Regions from separate parts of the Mus musculus genome. Here region 2 is linked to region 1. Evidence: chromatin loops called from intact Hi-C (ENCODE). Cell type or tissue: left cerebral cortex. All regions are shown on one strand. Each heading gives the region's core, and the rest is flanking DNA. Links, peaks and the distances in the headings are about the cores only.

Region 1 (7,829 bases), core at 3,550-6,049:
TATAGAAGCCAGGACCACCAGCCTGGGGGTGGCACTACCCATAATAGACTTGGTCTCCCACATCAATCACTAAGAAAATGCCCTACAGGCTTGCCTGCAGCCTGATCTTATGGGTGTATTTTCTCAGTTAAGGTTCCCTCCTTTCAGATGATTATAATTTGTGTGTAGTTGACATAAAACTAGGCGGCATAAATGAAAGAAAAAATACAAAAAATTCCTGGATCATAAAATTTGAGTATCTGCATCTCTGTTTTCCTACATATTGTGGACAGTTATACATGGATTTTTTTTCCTGTGTTTGTGTGCATATTTTTGTCTCTGAGTAAATAGATTTAACAATTATGGTTTTAACATACTTAAATTATTTTAAGAATTTAAACTGACAGAACAATATTAGCTTATATTTGTATGACTAATATTTTATGCATGTAATTAAGCACTGATAACCTGTAGTTGTTGATGGTCAACTGCTAGTTTCACCGCTTCCCAGCTATGTTACTTTGGGCAAGTTATTTAGCAACTGCATCTCAAATTCTTTTATCTGTCAAGTAATATACTTAACTACTGAGGGCACTTGAATTAATTCATTTAATTCATATAAAGTATTTGGAAAAGATTCTGTTATCTAAAGGTATTCAGTAAGTATTAGCTATTATATTCATTAAAAACTCATTTAATGATATTATTTATAATGACCACAATATTTCAGTATATTTGAGTAGTTTATTGCTAGAGTTCTTTCTGTATTTTCCTTATACTGTGAACGCATATAACATGCTTTATGTCTTCATCATGAAGGAAAATGTTAAGTATGCTGTGCGCTTGAGGAACTATGGCAGTCGCACAGCCAATGGAGATGGAGGGATGACCACTGTTCAGTGCCCTGATGGAGTGACCTTTACCTTCAGCACATGCAGCTTGAGCAGTAATGGCACAAACCAAACCAGAGGACAGATTCCCCAGATACTATACTATAGGTAGGTGTGCTTATAGTTAGAGACGAATGTGCTCAAGTGGTGGGTAACATTCACAATGATACAAAACATGCCAAGTTGGTAATGTACCTGAATTACAGTTTATCTTCCTAGCACATACTTAGTCAAACCCTTTGAAGAATCCTCATTTTAAAATATAAATTCAGTATTAACTATTAAGGTGAATGCTTTTAAATTTTTGTCATTCTTTCAATATCACTAAAGGTTTTTTTGTACTATCATATATGTTGCTAATACTACTTTAATTCTTTGATTTTTATTTTAAAATACAAGTAGAACTTACTCATTTTTAAAATAATTATTTAAACTAGGTGACCCAGCCTGACTCTCCAGGTAGTGGTATTGCCTTGGTTATTTTATCCAATTGGAGAATAGTTTTACATGTAAAACTATTTTCACCTGCTCAGGTTAGCCTCTGGGACTCTAGACCATATAATAGTGGGAGTGTTCTTAGAGTACTTTAGTGAGCTATTTGTTAGGTAAATGATGGAAAAACAGAAAATTATGATCTTTGAGGAAAAATAACCCTATATATACATTTTTCATTATCTCTGATTTATTTTGAATAATAACTTATCTATCATCTTAGTGAAATTATCCCCCTTTCCCCTCAACATAACTTTGTATCAAGCCACTAATTTTGTATATGTAGTGCTTCTTGTGTTTGCCTTGGCTAGGCACACAGTGGGAATTTTTTCTACCCTTATTCACAGAAGAGGGAGCCAAGGCATTGAGTATTTAAACATTGTTCCCAAATCTCATTTGTAGTGACTTATGATAAGGGGGTTTATAGTCTGGATGTTGGACTCCAGGTTACAAAATACCCTTAAATCACCGTACCGTACATCCTCCGTAAGGATAATAATGGGTGTCTTAGTGATATAGCTGTCATTTGAGAATCAGTTATAGTAATTGTTTCTAAATTTAAGAAATTGTAAGATATGGGCATGGAGTTTCCATAGTCACATTTTTATTTTTCTAACATTCTAGTAAGTCCTTATAGTTCTCACCTAAAAAAATAAATAAATAAGAAATAAAAAAAGGATGCTTTCTGTGGTTGGCCGACAGACGTTGTAGGTTTAATGTGTCCCTTAGTAGGCACCCAGCTGTAGTAACACCTTGTTCTAGATGTCTCTTTCTCTTGCATCTAATTTGGTAATTTCTGACATACGTATTTGTAAAGTGTTCTACTTGTGACTTCTCCTATCATTCCTATAATTGAACTGCTGATTCCCAGTCTCTCTAATTTAAAATGATCATCATCTCTATCGCAGGGTCTCTTCTTTCTCTGCTGCCCTTTACATTCCGTTCTCCACAGAACAGTCAGCGTTCTCCGACAGGAATGAGGGCATACCCCTCCCTCCTCAGTTCTCTCTTGATGCTTTGCGATTAAATAGGAGTTTGCTACTCTGGCCTTGAAAGTCCATATGATCAGACCCTGTTTACTGTCTAATCCTGTCCCATGAACTCTGCACCTGGCTCCCACTGTCCAGATAATATTCTCTCACATTTTCCATGAGTTTGTAGTTTGTTTTTAAACACAACTCGGGTATTTCTTAAGTATTAGTTCAACAAAGAACAACTTAATCTAACAGAAAATAGCACCCTTTACTTTATAGTCTGCTTTGGTTTTTGTTCAAAGCCTTTATCCAAAACTAACATAATTACACATATGCTGTCTTTTTATTATTTCATGCACCTTTCCATACATTCATTAAAAACTCTGGCAGGTGCTATGATATATCACCTTCATGTTGTATTCCAGTATGTATGACTGCATAGTGGCATCTGATCTGAAGATTGCTTTGCATCCCTTACATCTTCAGATTTGATGCCACATATACTGTCTTAACTGTAATTGTTTTTCACTTTAAGTTTATTGAGGATTTCTGATCGGAATATGATGCCTGAATTTCTCAGTGAAAACTGTTTTCATTTTATTCATGCCCCAGGAGTGAATTTGATGGAGATTTACAATCCCAACTTCTAAGTAAAGCTAATGAAGAAGATAAAAACTGTAGCAGAGCACTCTCTGTGGTAAGCACTGTTGTTCGAGCTGCGAAGGACCTGTTGCACAGAGCTCTTGCTGTGGATGGTAAGACGATCCTTTTCCTTTCTTTAGAGTTAGATTTTAGAGCCTGTAGTTCTTTTGTGAATAGTTAATGAAGGGGAGATACCTTTTAGAATCCCTGAGTATTTAGTTCCTTATTTATTTATCCATCCATTTATCCAGTATTGATTTTGGATCATTCACTTCCTTCATACTCTGAGGAAGATTTTTTTAAAGTGAACCAAAAAAAAAAAAAAAAAATTACAGAATACTTTAAATTTTTTAGTTTGGTCAATAAGAGAAACATCTCATCTGATTAAATTCATTTTTGCTTATTTTCTTGTTAGTGAAACTTTTTTGCTATTGTGAAAATTTTTTTCTTACTGTGCTTCCTGTATCTATTAACTATTCATCCAAATGGCTGGTGAATAACCAGATGCATAACCTGCCCGTCTCCTCAGGTCTACTTGTCTAAGTCAAGTTCTAGAACTGTTTCTTCTCTGCAAAGTCCAGTCAGTATGTTCTTCTTTCTCTGCTCTACCAGTGCCTGGTTAAGCTGCCTTAGTGCAGCCTCACGTGCATTTTCTTGAATGGAAATGTCCAAGTAATTGCATTGCTACCTTTCTCCTGTTATCCACCTGTGTCTCTAGGCATCTTCTCTACACTAAGGAGAATCACTAGTATAAAATATTCAGGGTTATCCTTTCATCTAAAATGTTATTCCATCCCAAAGGTTTAGGCTAGGCTGAAAAAGTATTTTGTTAATATATGTCATTCGTTCATATGCAATAGGTTTAGAACTCCATATTTGAAAGAATAATTGCCCTACAGTATAAATATATAGGCTCAGCCAATCTTTTAAGCATCATGATCATGGGTAAATAACTAAAATGGCTGTCAGCAAAGTGCTTTAATGGGAAAAAAGAAGTCACAATAGCTTTGTAACAACAAATGCTTTTTGGAATGTTTATATGTACAGATATTATTCTAACCGTTTTATATTATATGTTGATTAATTTAATCCTAATAGCATTCAGTGAAGAAATATTGTTGATATTCTAAATAATTTGCTTCGTGTCACTCATGTAGCCGTGTTTAAAACCATTGCCCTAGCTTCTACTCCTTTCTCTAGCATTTTACAGGTATATATGTAGACCATGTTATGAATTTACTATAAGATATACAAACACTTTGTAACTTGACTTTTCCTTTTAAAAAGTGGAAAGTATCTATTGTAAGGATTGAGATAACAATAAATCCCTTAGAATAAATTGAGCCTGTCCTTCATAAATGTGTAGTTGATGTCAAGCACAGCTTTCTGAGGATAACAGGGTAGAGGTTAGGAGAGCATGCATACAGTATAACAAACTACCTTCTAACTACAGTCTCAATGCTTTTTTTAGCTGATGACATTCCAGAACTGCTTAGCTCTTCCAGTCTGTTTTCCATGCTGCTTCCCCTTATTATAGCCTACATAGGACCAGTAGCCGCTGCTATTCCCAAGGTGTGTAATCAAAATTCTATAACTTTGAATCTCTTACCACTGGTAACATTTCACAGGTCTTACATCTTCCCTTTAATCACTGAGGCACTAGGGTAATAGGTAACAGAGAAAGCATCCTAAGTGCTAGAAGTCGTTAGCTAAGTCTCATTGTTCCCAGAATTGCTAATTGATTTAGTGTACATATTTGCTTCACACTTGAAGAATTTAGGAATAGGAAATCTATTTTATAAATATGACATAAAGAAAGATTAAGTAATCAGATGGGTTTTTTTAAAAAAAATTCTGAACTTGATGCCAACTCTCCAGTTTTAATAAAATTATCAATAAAAAGATTATTTTACAGTAGTGAGATAAGACATGAAGAACATCATAAACTGTACAGTCTTTGGCATAATTTAATAAAGTAGAGCTATTTATTTCTAGATCACAGAAAAGCAAGGGTTTTAAAATATAGATTTTTTTGGTATAATATTTAGAATAAATTTCTTTACCCACTAAAAACACATTTAAAAAAAAAGTACTTTATAGAAACTATATGAAAACTGGTACTTATAAGAGTTACCAACAATTAGGGTAGTTCCTAAGTAAAGTGAATTTCACACTTACTTAATCATCTTTATTTTTTATATCTACTAGGTTGCTGTAGAAGTTTTTGGCCTTGTCCAGCAATTGCTTCCCTCAGTTGCCATTTTGAATCAGAAGTATGCACCCCCTGCGTTCAATCCCAATCAGTCAACTGATAGTACGACAGGCAACCAGCCCGAGCAAGGCCTCTCAGCTTGTACCACTTCCAATCACTATGCTGTCATTGAGAGTGAGCACCCATACAAGCCTGCCTGTGTGATGCACTACAAGGTGGGCACCGTTCTTAGCAAGACTCAAAGTCAAAGCTGGATCTGAGGCTTTCTAATGATATCAGAAAGTGGATTTTGTGAATGTTCAGAAATGTTACTTCTTGTAGTAGTTAAATATAAGGCATCAATCGAGACAGTATGGTACTGTTGGATTAAAGAAGACCTGAAGACATAGTCTTTCCTAATACGATATATCCTGAATAGTTTCCCCTCCCTCTTCTCTTAGTTCTTCCCCACCTAACCTACCCCCGTCCACTCCCTTTCTGCCTCTCATTAGAAAAGAGCAGGCTTCTAAAAGACAACAACCAAACATGTCAAAATAAAATATAATTAGATAAAACAAAACCATCACGAGGCAACCCAACAGAAGGAGCAGAGCCCCACGAGAAGGCACAAGAATCAGAGACCCACTCGTTTACACACTCTACCAAACTAAACTGAACGCAACAGTATGTATGTAGAGGACCTGTTTTGGCTCCGTACTGCTGCTTCAGCCTCTGTGGGTTCCTAGGAGCCATGCCCAGCTGAGTTGAGTCAGATGGCTTTGCTCTCCGGGGGTCCTCCATCCCTTCTGGCATTTATGGCCTCCTCTTCTATGTGGGTCCTTAACCCTGATGGGAGGGATTTGTTGGAAACATCCCAATTAGAGCTGTATATTCCAAGATCTCTCTCTCTCTCTCTCTCTCTCTCTCTCTCTCTCTCTCTCTCTGTGTGTGTGTGTGTGTGTGTGTGTGTCTCACCCTCCCTCTCATGTCTGGGCTGTAGTCTCTGTTCTCATCTGAAGCAAGAGGACACTTTTCTGATGATGGCTGAATATGTCACTGATCTAAGAGAGTATAGTAGAATGTTATTAGCCATCATTTTATTGTTACTTTTTTTTTTTTTTAACCCAGTAGTATTTGGTTTTATCCTATGTCTCTGGGCTATCTAGGAAGACAGACCTTCTACCTTAAAGATTTTATACACTGGTAGGTTTTTTGTTTTTTTTGTTTTGTTTTGTTTTGTTTTTTGAGAGTTGTTTGAAAATATCTTTCTAACAGTATTGCAGTATATAATGCTAAACTCTGTGCTGTATAATTATAGTGATTATAACTCTTAAAAATTGTAAATAGTATTTTTATATATGGTCCTGTGGGCATGTTTGTTCACAGACAGAGGGCAGAAGGACAACCTTGTGTTATTCCTTAAGCAGTATCCTCATTATTTTGAAACAGGGTCTCTCACTGACCTAGAACTTGGTAAGTAGACTAGCTTGGCTGGCCATGAAGATCTGGAGACCATGTTGTCTCACCTCCCCAAGCCAGGGATTAAAGCTTGTACCACCATGCCCAGCTTTTATTTATCTATTTTTGCACTGGTCCTAGAGACTACAGTGTAGGCTTCAAGCTCTTTTCAGACTCATCTCTCTCCCTACCTATAAGTCATACTTTTCAAACTGGCATTACTTTACTACAATCAGAACTCTGGAAACTTAAAGGAGCCTACTCAGAATATTGTGAAAAATAAAGTAAAATATTTTAAAAATTAAGGTTATCATATTCAAGTCCTTTTAGTAAGTAGATGAAAATGAACCACATTTTTTCAATTTAATTATGTTTTTACACCTGTAAAATATTCAATCTGTTATAGAAATAGATACATAAGAGTAGACAAGACAGTAGCTTACTGGTCTCCTGATTAAAGTCTTAAGCTCTTAATAAACCTATTTCATTTGTTTTCTACTTATTCCTTCCGGTTTATATTATTGTAAAACAATATTTTCTTTTGCATGTCTTTACTATAAGAACCATTTAAAATAACTGTAGTTTTACAGCTGAGTAACTCCTTAATATTATCAAATATACATATGTGATAAGTTTGTTTGAATTTGATTTAACATAAGATGAATCCTCTGGGCATTATTTCTTCAGTCCTTTTTTATGTTAAATCCCTGTAAGCATACTCTTCTCTCTGCACCTTTGTCTTTTGGTTTCCCCAACTTTTGATTGTTGGGGAAACTGGCCCAGTGTCCCTGCTTTTCACCCGACCTTGCTGAGTCTTCAGAGTCTCTCCTCTAATTTTCGTTTTCCCACGAATGTGCACATATGAAGCTTGTGTCTGCTGCTTCCGCTTTGTGATGATGGCGGAGGACCTTCTAGTTCTTGTCCCACAAACACATTGAATGCTTTAAGGTACATTGGGATAATAGTGTCTTTTACAGTGAGTTATATATCTGTCTCTTTGTATTTTTGTACTAAATTGTATGTGTGTGTGTGTGTGTGAGTGTGTGTGTGAATCATTTAATGAATTGATTTTTAAATTGGATTTTTGTACTGGCTGGTTTTGTGTGTCAAGTTGACACAGCTGGAGTTATCACAGAGAAAGGAGCTTCAGTTGAGGAAATGCCTCCATGAGATCCAACTGTAACGCATTTTCTCAATTAGTGA
Region 2 (7,829 bases), core at 2,694-5,193, 75 kb before region 1:
TAATATTATAAAAATCTACATTAATTAATAGTTCTTCTGTAACATTTTTGATGACTGAATTATTCATGGAAAGGAGATTTTTCTCATATGCTTGTCACCTTCAGTTTTAACTACTTTCTGGCAGTAGTCTTTCAACAGTATTGCCCTTCTAGTTTAATCATGAGTATTTTGACAGCTCAGACTGCTCTTATTCCCTGGCCTTTTGTTAGGGAAAGGTGAAACTGTAGCTATCTATTTTCATAGTGTCTTCTTCTCAATTCTTAGGCTGTTGAAGGGAAGGGATGTTTTATCCTTCAATTTCCTTGCTGTCGTGATCTTGATCTTTGCTTGTAATGGTATGTTTAGTTAATTGTTGCTTCTGGTTTTTACTTTTAGCTGTTACCAACATTGCCTGTATTCTTTAGTTCAATTTTTGACTATCTTTGATTTTTTTTTTTAAAGCAGTGGGAGAAGATATGTTCATACAGTCAGAACTAAGCATTGGACTATGATAAACTTCAATCATTCGAGGTTTAAACTTTCAATTTATTAACCAAACCAAGAGCATCTCTTCTGAGGTCTGCTTGACCATGGATTCAAATAGGTTACAAGAACCAGTTTTGATAGGTAGAGTGTTGGTCCCATTTGTGTATATAACTATATTAGTTTTTAAAAAGATAGTTAGCATTTTTAAAACAATTGTTTATGTTTCAGGTAGCTAGCTTGGATCTTTTATTTTAAATTATGAAATATGAATAAGAGTCCTTTTGTATTTTATTGAATATACAGATTAATTCAAAGACAATAGTTATGCTGTTGACTCTTAAATACTACTATGTATAAATCTAGTAAAGATTGTGCTTGATACCAGAATTCTACCAGAATTGCATATTCTAGCTCTAACCAAAATTATCTGGTATTTGCTTGTCTCATTTTTTATATTGTTCACTGATGACAAAGCTAAACGAAGACCTCATGTGCTGTGCTCTATTTCTCGATTGTTAGCTTAGCCTTTAACAGCTTAGCATCCTGCATCCCTGAACGAAGTTCTTGATTAGACATAGTTACCTTGAGTGGCTTTTCTTTAGGTGGTATGCTACAGATAAGAGATAAATGAGTAAGTTGGATGAGGAATAATAGATTGAGTAAATACATAACCACTGTGATTACAGCAGGGTTTCACGTATGTTTTTAAGTTGGGAGATATGTTTTCAGATATGGAAATAATTCACATACAATTATAAATTTAATTGTCATACAGGGTTTGGAGTTGAAAATATGGCAACAGCAATGGATGAAGACCTGGAGGAAGAACTGGATGAGAAAGACGAGAAGTCCATGATGTGCCCTCCAGGCATGCACAAGTGGAAGCTGGAGCAGTGCATGGTGTGCACCGTGTGTGGAGACTGCACTGGCTACGGCGCCAGCTGTGTTAGCAGTGGCCGTCCTGACAGAGTTCCTGGAGGGTAGGACTAGACTTCCTAGGAAGAAAATAAGCACGCTCTCCCTCCCCTCTGTTTTTGTTTTTTTGTGTCTCAGGCTATCTCACAGTGTGTCCACCTACGTTTTATATGTGCCCGTGTATTGGGGTAGTGGTGTGTGGGTTTCAGACCTAGAGCTTCAGACTAATACCAGTTCAGTACTCTACCACTGAGCTACACATTCAAGCCTAAACTTGAATTCTTAGTTATTTTCTACTATATTGTGTTCTAATTTAGTCACCTTTATGTTTGGCCTCCTTTCATTTGATTCATCGAAGCCATTACTTAAAAATTAAGTTATACTTTTCTTCAAATCTAGGGCCTTGTTTTTTTCCTAAGCTTGTTTAATGCGAAATGTTTATTGATCTTTTCTTAGTACAGTTATCAAATTTATATGATTCTTGAGTAAAAATACATTCTTTTTCTCTCTAACATGATATCCTGCTTACCTATCTGTCTATCTATCTAGCCTGCCTATCTATCTATCCATCCATCCACCCATCTGTCCATCTTCTTATAGATTCTTGATTTAAGGGTTTGTCTTGGTTAGTTTTTTGTTTTTGTTTTTGTTTTTTGTTTTTTGTTTTTTTTTGTTTTTTTTTTTTTTGTTAATTTGATATAAACCTATACATATCTGGGGAAGAGGACTTCTTAATTGAGGAAGCACTTCCATATGATTGTCCTGTAGACAAGTCTGTGGAGTATTGTGTTGATTAATGATTCAGAGTGGAAGAATCTTGTTTATTGCGTATGGTGCCACACCTGGGCAGGCTGAGCAAACCATGAAGAGCAAGATGTAGCACTCCTCCATGGGCTGTATGTCAGTTCCTGCCTCCAGGTTCCTGCCCTGGCCTCCCTCTGTGATGGCCTCCCTCTGTGATGTGGAACTGTGAGCTGAAATGAACCTTTCCTCTCCAAGGTTCTAAATTATTGTCAATTCTAAGTTAGTATGTGAGGTGCATCAAATAATAGAATTTTCTCCTAGAACTTTAGAAGAATTTCACGTTTACATTTTATAGGTAATATAACACATAAAGGGTTGTCTTTTTTAAGACTAGGTTTCTGATAATTGGCTGATTTAGGGTGGGAGTGAAATTTTGTGAAGAAAAGCCTAGTTTGAGGAAAACTACCTTCAGTCTCTGATTTTACTATTTAGCAAATGCTTAGCTATCAAGTAATGCTTCCCAATTCCTGGCAGCATCTCCTGTGATTGTATTTCTGGACTTATGCTTTTTTTGTCATAAGTAGATTGTATACAATAGCCATTTTCCTTCAAGGCTATTGAAATATTATTTCAGGCTTGTTTTGTTAAATTGTGTTGCTTGAGATAAGGTCAATCTGGCCTCATACTTCAAGGCTCAAGTGATAACCCCTGATTCAGGCTTACCACTTACTGCAGCCACAGGCTTTTTCTTGTTCTTGGCATGGCTTATTTTATTAGCATAAGTAAAAAATGTACTCTACGAATAGGTAATTTTTATTCTGTGGTGCTTTGTTGGATACCATTTTCTACTTTAGTGACCTAACTTATTTATCTTTAATTAATTTTTATTTTGAGTATTTTTATGTAAAAGGATCCAACTTTTCTTTGTAAACAGTGTTAGAATTTAATCTCTCAAACCTTTCCTAGTCTGTTTTCATTAAAAATCAGCCCCCCAAACTTCAAGCTTGATCCAGAATAAAGAATCCAGAAATGCAGACATACTTTTGAATTCTCTGTGTCCTACTAAAATTATTTTTCTTAAATGCTCTTCCACAGATATTTATACAATTTTCATTGCTAACACTTAGCCAATTAAAATATTTTTTGTTAATGACCAAAATAAATATTCGAATAAATTTAAGATAATATTAAATGCCAGAGTACTGTGAACTTTTAGAGATGATTTAAGTCATCATAAAATTCTTACTACATACCTTATAATACACTTAAAAATTAGGCATTTTCTACAGTTTCTTTGGTGGTTCAAGGCATTGTAACATAAAACTGACTATTGTGATCATTTGTAAGTATACAATTCAATGTTTTTTAGTATTTCACACTGTTATGCTGTAAAAACACACACACACACACACACAGCTTTTTGTCTTATAAAACTAACTATATTCCTTTAACAGCCATTCCCACTTCCCACTCTCCTCCTCTCTCTACCCTCATGCTTTCTGTCTGCCTGTCTTTGACTACTGGAAAGATGTCACGCAAGTGGAGCACATGGTACTAGGGCTTCCTTTCACTTGCTCATGTTACTTACTCGAACGTCCTCAGAGTTCATCCATGTTGCCATACATGTCAGAATTTCCTTCCTTCAGGACAAATTGAGTGAATGTGTTTCTTATCCTTTTGCCTTTTGATGGACACATCTAAGCGCATGTGCATATTGCTACTGTGCACTTAGGTAGGCGGGTAGGTAGTTCTTAGAGAGTGCATCGAGTTCTTTTGGCTATGCCTACTGCAATGGAATTGCTGAACCATATTAATTCATGTTTTAATCCTTCAAGAAATGTTCATTGTGTTTTCTACAACAACTGCCATCTTATATTTCCATTAGTAGTGCATACATTTTGCAGTTTCTCCATGTTCTTCCTAGTTTTGTCTTCTTTGTTTGGATTTTATGCATCCCGAGAGATGTGAAATGGCTCCAGTGTAGTTTTGATTTGAGTTTCCTTAATAATGATGTTAAGCACCTCTTCTTTGTTTTGTAGGCAGTTGTAGCTCTTAGGAGAACTACCCCTTCAAGTCTTACACCAGCAGAACCTGGTGAAGCCAGGAGAGCCAGGAGAATTGGGTTCTTTATTCTTTTTGGTTGACTTATAGTTGGTCGGTGTGTGAGTACGTGATTCGAAATAAATGATGTCTATGAGCTACCTTTTAATTGTGTTGGCAGTTTTTTGATATAAAAAGATTTTTAACTTTCGTCAAGCCCAACTTGTTTAGTTTTGTGTTGTTGCCTGTGCTTTTGGTGACATATTTAAAAGTATTACTCAATTCAAGAAAGTTTGTCATACATAACACATCATGAATTGTTTTCTTCTAGTAAAAATTTAGCACATTTATTGTGAATGCTGTAGGTGTGCACATGCCTTGACGCACACATGGCTGTCAGAGCATGAATGGGAGGAGTCACCTCTTTCTCACAGGGTACAGGGATTGAACTCAAGTCAACAGGCTTCATAGCTGGGGCCTTTACCTAGGACCCCTAGAAAAATTTCTTTATAGTTTTAGATCTTCCATTTGAGTTGATTTTTGTATATTGTAAATGTTATTAGATGGAGGCCTAATGTTATTATAATGCATGTGGATATCCAGTCTTCTAACATAGTTTCCTTTTTTTTTCTTTCCTAATTTCTTTCTATTTTTTCTTACTAGATAATTTTCTTTATTTACATTTCAAATGTTATTCCCTTTCCTAGTTTCCCCTCTGAAAATCCCCTGTCCTCTCCCCCCTCCCCTGCTCCCCAACCTACCCACTCCTGCTTCCTGGCCTAGGCATTCCCCTATACTGGGGCATAGAACCTTCACAGGACCAAGGGCCTCTCCTCCCATTGATGACCGATTAGGCCATCCTCTGCTACATATGCAGCTAGAGCCATGAGTCCCACCATGTGTTTTCTTTGATTGGAAATTTAGTCCCAGGGAGCTCTGTAGGTGCTGGTTAGTTCATATTGTTGTTTCTCCTAGGAGGCTGCAAACCCCTTCAGCTCCTTGGGTACTTTCTCTAGTTCCTTCATTGGGGACCCTGTGCTTTGTCTAATGGATGGCTGTGAGCATCCACTTCTAAATTAGTCAGGCACTGGCAGAGCCTCTCAGGAGACACCTATATCAGGCTCCTGTCAGCAAACTCTTGTTGGACTCTGCCATAGTGCCTGGGTTTGGTGGTTGTCTATGGGATGGATCCCCAGGTGGGGTAGTTTCTGGATGGTCATGCCTTAAGTCTCTGCTCTGAACTTTGTCTCTGTAACTCCTTCCATGGGAGTTTTGTTCCCCCTTCTAAGAAGGATCGAAATATTTACACTTTGTTCTTCCTTCTTCTTGAGTTTCATGTGTTTTGCAAACTGCATCTTGGGTATTCTTCTAACATAGTTTCTTGACCAAGACTGTCTTTTTTATAGTTAGTGGTCTTGACACCCTTGTCAAAAAGTCATTTGGATATTAGTGTGAACATTTGTTTCTGGGCTTCCTTTCTGCTTCTTTGGCCTCTAAGCTTCTCTTTTGGCCAGCATCATTCACATTTCAGACTTGTGGCCTTAATATGTTTAGAAATCACAAAGAATAGTATTTCTTTATCAAAATTATTTGGCTTTTTAAGGAACTCTTAATTTTATGATATGTTTCCTACTCATGTGAGAAATATCATTAAGATTTTATTTTAATGGGAATGCATTGAATCTGTAGGCTTCATAGGGTGATTCTCACATCTTAACAATATTAAGTCTTTATCTTTGAACTTGGGATGTGGTCCTATTTATTTGTCTTAACTTTTTTTCACCAGTGTTTGTGGTTTTCATTATTCAAGTCTTTCACCTTCTTGGTTAAATTAATTGCTGATTTTTTTTTATTCTTTCTGATGGTTTTGTCAGTGTAATTTTTGTTGGAGTTTTCTTTAATGTTAAGAAATGCCACCTGTCAGTCATGTTGCCTTTCTCTCCTGCCAGTTCTCTGAGTTTCTTTATTAGTTCTACCAGTTCTTTTAGCGTTTCAGTGTCTGTATAAGATTTTTAGAGATTTCTAATGATGAAATTATATGTAGAGGGAGATAACAATACTTCTTTCAGATTTGGATATCTTTTGTTTTTTCTTCCCTCCTGATTGCTCTGGTAACCTATGCTGTATTATGTTAATCAAATGCGAGTCTAATTTTTTATCTAGTCTTAGAAGACGTGCTTTTCATCTTTCATTGAATGTAATGTTCATTGTATGTTTTCATTTGTGGCTCTGAATGTGTTTAAGGATTTTTTTTTCTGTTCTTAGTTTCTTGAATTCCTTAAATAATGAAGTATGTTAAATTTGTTAAAAGTTAATTTATATAGATTGAGAAAATTCTGCATTTTCCTCCTTTATCGTCTTAGCGTGGTATATGATTTATACATTTTCTAGTGCTACATTCCAGGGGGCGCTCCACCTTGGGTGGTTATCTTGTGTCGTGTTTTATTTCATTTGGTAGTATTTAGTTGTTGGGTTTTTTTTTTTTTTTTTGCCTCAATTTTTGTGAAGGCTTTTAGTCTTTTGAGGGTTGTGTTTTTATTTATTCTATGTCTTTGCATCAAATATCAACATAAGACATGATCTTCCACATTGTCAGTGATCCTTATTTTTCAAAGCTCACAGTTTGCAGGATACTTAGCAGCCACACCATTTGAGCTGCTGCTAGAAGCATTTGTCTCTTGTCCCTTTACAAAACTCTATATTACCATGAATGTGACAGGGCTATCAAAAGTTTCAAAGGACCAATTAGTGAGTAATTAAAGCTATGACTTCTATATCTATGAAGAGTGTTACAAAGAAGTTAGTTTTTCACTAACCTGGTAGCCGACTTCAGGGAGTATTTTTTCTTTACTTAGTGATAAAGACATGTTATATGCTTTTCAGTTTGTCTGATAGTGACAAAGCAGAAGCAAGGATTAGGTAGTTACATGCAGAGAGAAGAGAAGCATGGGACATGGTAATGTATCAAGACTGAGGAGAGAGACAGAGCTGACCCTTTGCTGATAAGGCTGCGGCCTATCACTGCAGGCGGCCTACACACCCTCTCCTGGAGACAGAGTTGGTGCAAGTGCCAGCCACCGCCCATGCTGGTCCTTAGTCCTAACACTCCTGCACTCATGAGAAAACTCATAGGACAATGGCCATTTATAATTAGTTGTAGCATCTATTTTGATTTTGTGTAGAAATATACTAGAATCATTAGACTCATAACACATTCTTTTCATTGTTTTTCTAAAATTCCTACTTTTCTTTGAAATCAATACAAGAGATTGGAAAAGTGGTTACAAAAAAGAATATTAAAAAATTAGAGGATTTCCGTTAAGCCTGTGTTTTGTTGTTTGTTTGTTTGCTTCTACGTAGGATCTGTGGTTGTGGTTCAGGGGAATCTGGCTGTGCCGTGTGTGGATGTTGCAAGGCATGTGCAAGAGAGTTGGACGGTCAAGAAGCAAGACAAAGAGGGATTCTTGATGCAGTGAAAGAAATGATACCTTTAGACCTCCTTTTAGGTAATTTATTTTATTATGTTTAATATCTTACCCTCACCTCAATAATTCTAGTAGTTGAAAGTCTTTCTATTAAATATTGTTTTAAAGTTAAGGTTAACATGAACATTGTTGTTTTGGTAACTGATATGATCATGGGTGATACTTTTTTCATGAACCTTT

The links. Peaks named below come from ENCODE experiments on the same cell type or tissue, not always from the same donor. Only the 100,000 strongest peaks of a DNase experiment are listed, where the experiment ranks them.
Region 2: it touches region 1 in a loop (1.9-fold over the local background); 1 of 42 quality-filtered maps calls a loop at or near these places.

Annotation. Positions count from the first base shown.
Region 1 is chr14:103,201,897-103,209,725 of GRCm38, reverse strand. Mycbp2 (MYC binding protein 2, E3 ubiquitin protein ligase) reads left to right here. Exons shown (of 85, transcript NM_207215.2): 37 at 799-977; 38 at 2,948-3,090; 39 at 4,449-4,549; 40 at 5,186-5,404. Among named protein-coding and RNA genes, the nearest start is that of Fbxl3, 110 kb to the right of the region's middle. In left cerebral cortex, for the core only: no CTCF peak of the experiment used is centred there; no DNase peak of the experiment used is centred there.
Region 2 is chr14:103,276,214-103,284,042 of GRCm38, reverse strand. It overlaps Mycbp2 (MYC binding protein 2, E3 ubiquitin protein ligase), which reads left to right. Exons shown (of 85, transcript NM_207215.2): 15 at 1,241-1,445; 16 at 7,525-7,670. Among named protein-coding and RNA genes, the nearest start is that of Mycbp2, 67 kb to the left of the region's middle. In left cerebral cortex, for the core only: no CTCF peak of the experiment used is centred there; a DNase peak (open chromatin) is centred at 3,710.